Regions from separate parts of the Homo sapiens genome. Here region 2 is linked to region 1. Evidence: read pairs that join two places in POLR2A ChIA-PET (ENCODE). Cell type or tissue: Panc1. All regions are shown on one strand. Links, peaks and the distances in the headings refer to the core of each region. The heading gives the core; the rest is flanking DNA.

Region 1 (4,385 bases), core at 95-4,094:
TGCACTCCAGCCTGGGCTACAAGAGCAAAAATCCATCTCAAAAAAAAAAAAAAGAATTTTTGTCTTTAGTTTTCAGAAATTTCATTATGTTGTATCTGGGCATAGATTTCTTTGGTTTATTCTTTTTGATATTGATCTGAAGGTTTATGTCTTTCACCAAATTTCAGAAGTTTTCATTCATTATTTTTCAAGTAATTTTTTCGGCTCCACACTCTTTCCTTCTGGGGCTCTGAGGACACAAACGTTTGGTCTTTTGTTATTGTCCTGCTGGTCCCTGAGGCTGTGTTTTGTTTCTTTTCAATTTGTTTTCTCTCTTGTTCAAATTGGACAGTTTCTTTTCCTCTGTTCTTCAGGTTTATCAGTGCTTGCTTTTGTCATTTCCATTTTGCTGTGGAGCCCATTCAGTGAGATTTTTGTTTCTGTTTCTAAAATTTCCATTTTGGGTTTCTTTTTCCTTTTTTTTTGTTGTTGTTGTTGTGGTTGTTGTTTTTGAGACAGGGCCTTGCTCTGTTGTCCAGTCTGGAGTGTGGTAGTATGGTCATAGCTCACTGCAGCCTTGACCCCCTGGGCTCAAGGGACCCTCCCACCTTAGCTTGCCAAGTAACTGGGACTACAGGCTACAGGTGTGCACCACCACACCCAGCTAATTTCTTTTTATATTTGTAGAGATGGAGTATCACTATGTTGCCCAGGCTGGTCTTGAACTCCTGGCCTCAATTGATCCTCCTGCCTCAGCCTCCCAAAGTGTTTGGATTACAGGCATGAGCCATCACAGTTGGCCTTAGTTTTCTTTATATCTTACTTTACTGGAACTTTCATTTTGCCATAAGTTTTAGAGTGTATTAAATTGCTTGCTGGAGTTTTTTGTTTGTGTATTTGTTTGTTTTTTTTAGAGACAGGGTCTCGATCTGTCACCCACGCTGGAGTGCAACGGCATTATCATGGCTCACTGCAGCCTGGGCCTCCTGGGCTCAAGTGACCCTCCTGCCTCAGACTGCTGAAGAGCTGGGGTTATAGGTACATACCACCTCCATGCCTAGCTAATTTTTTTTTTTTTTTTGTAGAGATGGGGTTTCACTATGTTGCCCAGGCTGATCTTAAACTATTGGCTTCAAGCAATTCTCTCACCTCTACCCTCCCCAGTAACTTGCTGGAGTTTTGTTATGACTGCTGCTTTAAAATCTTCATCCCATAATTCCAATGTCTGTGTCATCTTGGTGTTGTCTATTTCATTCACATTGAGATTTTCTTGGTTGTTAATATGACGAGTAATTTTTTTTTTAATCAGAGATGGAGTCTCACTATATTGCCAAGGCTGTTCTCAAAACTCCTTGGCTCAAGTGATCCTCCTGCCTTGGCCTCCCAAAGTACTGGAATTACAAGCAGCCTCCTGTAATTTGTTACTGTATCATGGACATTTTGAGTGTCACATTATGAAATTCCAGTTCTTATTAAATCTATGTTAATTCTGTCTTTTCTTTTGTCAGGTAGTCAGCCTTTCTGGGTTCACACTGCGCATCCTGGCCCGCTCTGGTGGGCTGAGGTTTGAATGTCCATTACTTTCCAGAGCCTTGATGATGCTATTTTCCTCTGCCCATACATGAGCTACCAAGTGGCCAGTTAAATCCTGGGCAGTGTCCCCCGCCAGGCCCGGTTGTCAGAGGTTTTGCTGTGCTGGTTCTGTGGATTCTGGCTGGTTTTACACGGCAGCTCCTCAGGGGTCTTCACGCAGACCTCCTTCCTCCTGTGACCCTCCCCACATGCTCTCCCAGAAGCCCAGCTGGCCTTTGTCCACAGCAGGCTGCAGGACCATGGGCTGGCAGGAGGGCAGGTGTGGTCCCAAGGGCTCCACCTGCACGTCCCCGTCTTCTTGCTCCGTTGGTCCCAGGAGCAGCTTCTCTTCGGCCTTTTTTTTTTTTGGTCTGAGCTCTGGGTTGTGGCTGCCTAGCACCAGGCCAGTGTGTGCAGGAAGGAGACGAGGGACTCCTTGCCAGCCACCCCTGGGATCCGAGGCCCCTAGACACTCAGCCTTCATTTCTCACTGTTCAGAATTTTCCCCTAGTGAGGCTTTTTGTGTTCTGGCTGGGCCTTTAGCTGAGATTAGCAGGCAAAATGCGGGTGGACTGTAGGGGCTCCGTCGGGTTAAACCGCCCGTGCAGTTCTGGGATGAATTCAACATGTAGTGATAGATTCTTCTTTTTATAGTTTGACAGATTTGGTTTGCTGATACTTCTTTTGTTTTTTGTTTAAATGAGACACAGTCTCGCTCTTTGACCAGGCTATTCTTGAACTCTTGGGCTCAAGCCATCTTCTTGCCTTGGCCTCCTGTGTAGCTGGGATTACAGGTGTGAGCCACCACACCCAGCTTGGTTTGCCAGTGTTTTATTGAGAATTATCACATTTATGTTCATGAGTAAGACTGGCCCATAATTTTCAATTCTCATAATGTTCATGGGAGGTTTTGGAATCAGAGTTACGCTGGCCTCATAAATATGTTGGAAAGTATTCTCTATTTTTCCGTTTTCTAAAAAAGTTTGTATCAGACTTATATTAATTTTTCTTAAATAATTGGTAGAATTCAACTTTGAAACCAGCTGGGCCTGGAGTTTTCCTTGTGGGAAGGTTTAAAATTGTGTATTCAGTTTTTTTCATAGTTGTAGGACATTTGGATTTTCTTTTTTGTACATTTTTGATGTTATATTTTACTAAGAAATTGTCCATTTCATCTAAATTTTCAAATTTTTGACATAAAGTTGCTTATAGTATCCTATGAGTTTTTAAATGTCTGTGGGATCTGAAGTGTTGACTCCTTTTTGCCATTAATTATATTGGTCATTTGCTTCTATTTTTTCCTTGCTTAGTATTATTGGGTGTTTATTTTAGCCTTCTCAAAGAATCAACTGTTGATTTTGTTGATTCTCTATTATACATTTATTTTCTGTTTCCTCAGTATCTAATACTAACGTTATCTTTTCTTCCTCCTACTTTATTTGGCGTTTTTTTGTTTGTTTGTTTTTGTTTTTTTTGAGACAGAGTCTCACTCTGTCACCCAGGCTGGAGTGTAGTGGCACAATCTTGGCTCACTGCCACCTCCGCCTCCCGAGTTCAATCGATTCTCGTGCCTCAGCCTCCCGAGTAGTTGAGACCACAGGGGCGCACCACCACGCCTGGCTAATTTTTGTATTTTTTTTTTAGCAGAGACAGGGTTTTGCCACATTGGCCAGGTTGGTCTCCCACTCCTGACCTCAGGCGATCTGCCCACCTCAGCCTCCCAAAGTGCTGAGATTACAGGCGTGAGCCACCGTGCCTGGCCCTATTTGGCTTTAATTTGGTCATTCTTTTTAAATTTATTTTTCTGTGTGTGTGTGTGACAGGGTCTCGCTCTGTTATCCAGGCTGGAGTGCAGTGGCTCAGTCATAGCTCACTGTAACCTTGAATTCCTGGGATCGAGGGATCCTCCTGCCTCAGCCTCCCAACGTGATGAGATGACAGGGATGGGCCACTGCACCTGGCCCCTCTAATTTCTTGAGATGAATGTTTAGCTCATTGGTTTTTGGCCTTTCTTCTTTTCTAAAATATTTATCTAAAGCTGTAATTATTCTTGGAAGGACAGCTTTAGATTCATTCCTGAAGTTTCTAAGGTAGTATTGTTGTTATCTTTCCATTCAAAATAGTTGTTAATGTCCATTGTGATTTTTTTCTTTGACCCTGTGTTATGTGGCATCTTTTTTCTTCATTTCCAAGCAAGTGGCTCTTTACTTGGACAGACTGGAGCAATTGGTCTCTATCAGACATTACGTGGTAAGGTCAGACTTTTTCCTACAAGGATTCTTGCTTTCTTTACATGAGGATTATGCTTTCTGTACAGCATCTCTAATCTTCACGTGGACCAGATCTGCTGACTCCAATGAAGAACAGCTTCGCATTGGGGTCAGCCGCTGGTGCCATGGCCTCACGGGAAAGGGAGAGCTGATAGAGATGTGTGTCTCCCCAGAAAGGTCTTCCTTTGTTCTCAGGTATGAGCTGACAGAAGCCACTCTTCTCTGCAGGAGGGTCTGCCCAAGCTGGTCAAGCCGGAGGGTCTGTCCAAGCTGGTCAAGCAGGAGGATCTGTCCAAGCTGGCCCAGTATCCTCTGGACTGGCACTCAGGAAGCTCGGGGACAGAGTGCAGCTCCTAAACCTGCTGGTGACACGACTCAGACAGAAGGTGAGGCAGTCAAGTTTGTGGGGTCATCCTCCTAGAGAGCCGCTGCTGGGGGAGAGCGCGTGGGCTCTGAGCGGCTGCCCGGTGCGACCCCAGGTGACCTCGGGCATCCACTGACCTCTCTCTGCCTGTTTTTTTCTGAGGAAGGGGCTGTGGGGAGGTCCTAGGAACCGGTTCATCT
Region 2 (4,385 bases), core at 82-4,081, 170 kb before region 1:
AAAAAAAAAGTGAACTAAATGGACGGCCCTCAGAAAGCACCTTTTAGAATATTGCTGATCCTTGTTTTGTTTTTCAGAGTCAAAGAAACTTGAACTGTTCACGGCCTTTAATAATTGAGCAAGGTACTCTCCTGTGAACAAAATTTGGAGCATGTTTGTTTCTCTCCCTGGTTCCTCTAGAATTTGGAAACTATTTGTGAGTACTCTTATGGTGATACAGTTGGTTGCATCAGTGCAATAAGAATCCATTTTTCTTGGCCAGGCGTGGTGGCTCATGCCTGTAATCCCAGCACTTTGGGAAGCCGAGGCGGGCAGATCACAAGGTCAGGAGATTGAGACCATCCTGGCTAACACGGTGAAACCCCGTCTCTACTAAAAATACAAAAAATTAGCCGGGCGTGGTGGCGGGCGCCTGTAGTTCCAGCGACTCGGGAGGCTGAGGCAAGAGAATGGTGTGAACCCAGGAAGTGGAGGTTGCAGTGAGCCGAGATCACGCCACTGCACTCCAGCCTGGGTGACAGAGCCAGACTCTGTCTCAAAAAAAAAAAAAAAAAATCTCGGATACGCTGAACAAAGACAACTATCATTCCCATGCCCTCGGAGAGGGATTTAACCGAGACAGGAGATGGGGAGGCAGGTGCGGGACAATCTCATCCTAGAAAGACCGTCAGGGGGAAGCTCTTCTGGGCAGCGGCTCCTCAGGGAAGTTCTGCTGCCGCATTCTGATGTTACAGAAATGCTTCCTCGCCCTTCCTGGGAGGTGGTCTAATGCCACCCCAAACCTCCATCACTGACAGCCTCTCAGCATGGGGGAACTGGGTGTGAGGAAGCTGGGGAGGGCACTGGGGGAGGGTACAGGGGAAGAGGCACAGAGGGAGGACACGGGAAGAGGGTGTGGGGGAAGGACATGGGGGGAGGGCACAGGGGAAGAAGGCACTGGGGGGAGGGCACAGGGGGAGGGCATGGGGAAGAGGGCACTGGGGAAGAACACAGGGGAGGGCACTGGGGAGGGCACAGGGGAAGAGGGCACAGAGGGAGGACACAGGGGAAGAGGGTGTGGGGGAAGGACATGGGGGGAGGGCACAGGGGAAGAAGGCACTGGGGGGAGGGCACTGGGGGAGAGGGCATTGGGGGAGGGCATGGGGGAGGGTACTGGGGGAGGGCAGAGGGGGAGAGGACACCAGGGGAGGGCACTTGGGGGAGGGCAAGGTAGAGGGCACTGGGGGAGGGCACGGGGGAGAGGATACCAGGGGAGGGCACTGGGGGAGGGCACTGGGGGGAGAGGACACTGGGGGAGGCACTGGTGAGAGGGCACAGAGAAGCACTGGGGGAGGGGTTGGGGGCAGGGCTTTTGGGGGCACAGGGACTCTGGGGGGGTCTCCCAGAGGCGTCTCCTCTCCAGCAGCCCAGAACCAGATCCTCACTCTTGGGTGTCTTTGGGAACCCTCCCTCCTCTCCCCATGAGGCTGGAGGAGGCATCTCCAGGAAGCTTCAGATCCAGGACCTGCGACCTTGGGCACCCTCGGACCTGGGCATTTGCTGGTGGTTAGAGTCTTCCCGGGAACAGCGTCCTGATTCTCTGGGAATTCCAGGAATCAAGGGGCAGGCAGCCAAGGGGAGAGAGTAGAATGTGGTCAGACCACTCCTCCTGCACGGAGCACCGTCCTGGGGGCACATTGGAGGCTCCCCTGAGTCCAGGGCTCCGCAGAGCAAGCAGGGCTGGGCACGGCCATTGACAGGATTCCTGGCCGGGACAGGCACGGCCATGACGCTTAAGTCAGACGGAAAGCAGCAGCTCTGTGGCCGGAGGACTGAGAAGGGTCTGCAGATGCCGGCGAGATGCCAGCCCCAGTGCCAGCCGGTGTCCAGGTTCTTGACACCATCATGAGGAAGAATTCGGGATGAGTAGGAATGAGACAAAAGGCAAGAAGCTTTTATTGTGAAGTGAATGCCTGCGCACAGGAGAGGCACGGGCGTGCTCCGAGAGTGAGTCACACACAACGAGGCCTGAGTTTCTATTTTATGGGCTTTCCTAGTTAGAGGGTGGAATAATCATTAGATTTTCTAGGAAAAAGGTGACGATTTCTTAGAATTGGGGTGCCAGATATTTTTATACTAAATATGGGCATGGTTGGATCTGCCGTGACGCTGGTGTGTACGTGATTGTGAATGGCAGTCAGTGTGCAATTAGGTCTGGGGTGGGCACAGGTCAAGCCTAGTGCCACGGTGGATCCGGCCAGCCTCCTCCAACGTAGCCTCTCCTGCTTGTGGGGTCGAGGGTCTCATCAGTCCGGGCTCATCCCTGCCTTTGTGGCTCATTCTAACAGCTGCTTTCCGTGGCTCATTCTAACAGCTGCTTTCCATGGCTCATTCTAACAGCTGCTTTCCGTGGCTCATTCTAACAGTTGCTTTCTGTGGCTCATTCTAACAGCTGCTTTCTTGCTTTTCTGCAAGATTACTGTTTGATATTTCTCATTTCTCCTATGACCACCCAGCATTCCTATCTCATTGGCTAGGAAGGATTACTATTAAAAGTATTTTCTCTTTCTCTCTTTCTCTCTCTCTCTCTCTCTCTTTGAGGCAGGGTCTCGCTCTGTTGCTCAGGCTACAGTGCAGTGGCCTGATCTCGGTTCAATGCAGCCTCGACCTCCCAGGCTCAAGAGATCCTCCTACCTCAGCCTCCCAAGTAGCTGGGGCTACAGGCACTGGCCACCACGCCCGGCTCATTATTTTATTTTTGTGAAGATGGGTCTCACTGTGTTGTCCAAGCTGGTCTCAAATTCCTGGCCTCAAGAGATTGTCTCACTTCAGCCTCCCAGAGTGCTAGGATTACAGGCATGAGCCATCGCACCCAGCCCTAAAAATGCCATTCTTTCTAAAATTAAGCTATAACAGCTGGGCACGGTGGCTCACGCCTGTAATCCCAGCACTTTGGGAGGCCAAGGTGGGTAGATTATGAGGTCAGGAGTTAGAGACCAGCCTGGCCAACACGGCAAAACCCCGTCTCTACTAAAAATACAAAAATTAGCCAGGTGCACGCCTCTAATCTCAGCTACTAGGGAGATTGAGGCAGGAGAATTACTTGAACCCGGGTGGTGGAGGTTGCGTGAGGTGAGATCGTGCCATTGCACTCCAGCCTGGGCAACATAGTGAGACTCCATCCCCCCCAAATAAATAAATAAATAGAATTAAAATAAAGTGAAGCTATAAAGACAGTGAAATCCCAAAAGAAATACCAAGAAGATTGGCAAGTGAAGGGGCTCAGGGCAACATAACTGGATGTTCGAGGAGCACAGCCTTTTCAGGTGGAAAATAACAAGCTGGGTTGTGGATTCCACCAAAAGCAGAAACACATGCTGGGTAAGAATTTAAAATTAGCCTCATATTTTAAAACTTCCGAATATTATAAAATAGATAAATTAGAATTAGGTTAGCACAAGACAAGAACAAGAGCAACAAAACGACAAAGACTGAAGCAAACATTTTAGACTTTTTATCTGTGGTGCCTGCCTGTGGTGCCAGCTACTCAGAAAGCTGAGGCTGGAGGATCGCTTGAGCCCAGAAGGTCAGGGTACATTGAGCTACGATCCTGCCAGTGAACAGCCACTGCAAGCCAGCCTGGTCAACTACAGGAGACCCCATCTCTTAAAAAAAAAAAGCCTCCAAATATATGATTAAAAATTCCTAGAACCACAAGAAGAGGCTGCTAAGCCCCCACCATAGGAGGCCATTCCAACCTATCTCTCTTAATTACTGATAGCTCAAGCCCATACAAATTGACAAGTATATAAAAATACAAAAAATTAGCTGGGCGTGGTGGCGGGCGCCTGTAGTCCCAGCTGCTGGGGAGGCTGAGGCAGGAGAATGGCGTGAACCCGAGAGGCGGAGCTTGCAGTGAGCTGAGATCGTGCCACTGCACTCCAGCCTGGGCGACAGAGCGAGACTCCGTCTTAAAAAAAAAAAATTGACAAGTATATAAAAGACCTAACCTACCCCACTGACACCTTGACAGGAGGGACACCTGCAGAGACCCTTGCTCCCAACAGTCAGAGAATATTACATGTTGGAAGGACCCGTGAGACCCTTCCAGCCAGTGAGCAGTGGGTACAACTGAGTCATGCACAAATCTGTGGGGCCGGTTGGCTCGGCTCCCAGGAGGCTGCGAGTCTGTCCACGGGCCGAGGGCTTTGGGGGGCGGCCCCCAGGTGGCCGGGGGTGCGCGGGCAGAGTGAGCAGGACAGTGGGAGGGTCAGAGGCCCTTTCATAAAAGTGCGCAGAGCAGAGGAGCGATCCCCCTAGCTCCCCCACAGAGGGTGCTGCACCTGCGGCCCCTGCGGAGGTACTGGCTTGGCCAGCCCGGGAGGAGGGGCCCAGCCTGTTGGGAC

What was found. ChIA-PET counts read pairs that join two places held together with the same protein. Peaks named below come from ENCODE experiments on the same cell type or tissue, not always from the same donor. Only the 100,000 strongest peaks of a DNase experiment are listed, where the experiment ranks them.
Region 2: POLR2A ChIA-PET joins it to region 1 with 8 read pairs; 2 of 35 experiments call an interaction of 5 or more read pairs at or near these places.

What each region holds. Positions count from the first base shown.
Region 1 is chr17:82,163,022-82,167,406 of GRCh38, reverse strand. CCDC57 (coiled-coil domain containing 57) reads left to right here. Exons shown (of 19, transcript NM_001394669.1): 13 at 4,050-4,207. Among named protein-coding and RNA genes, the nearest start is that of CCDC57, 48 kb to the left of the region's middle. In Panc1, for the core only: no CTCF peak of the experiment used is centred there; no DNase peak of the experiment used is centred there.
Region 2 is chr17:82,336,870-82,341,254 of GRCh38, reverse strand. No RefSeq gene overlaps it. Among named protein-coding and RNA genes, the nearest start is that of SECTM1, 5.3 kb to the right of the region's middle. In Panc1, for the core only: no CTCF peak of the experiment used is centred there; a DNase peak (open chromatin) is centred at 1,960; H3K4me3 peaks cover 1,124 bases; H3K27ac peaks cover 1,626 bases.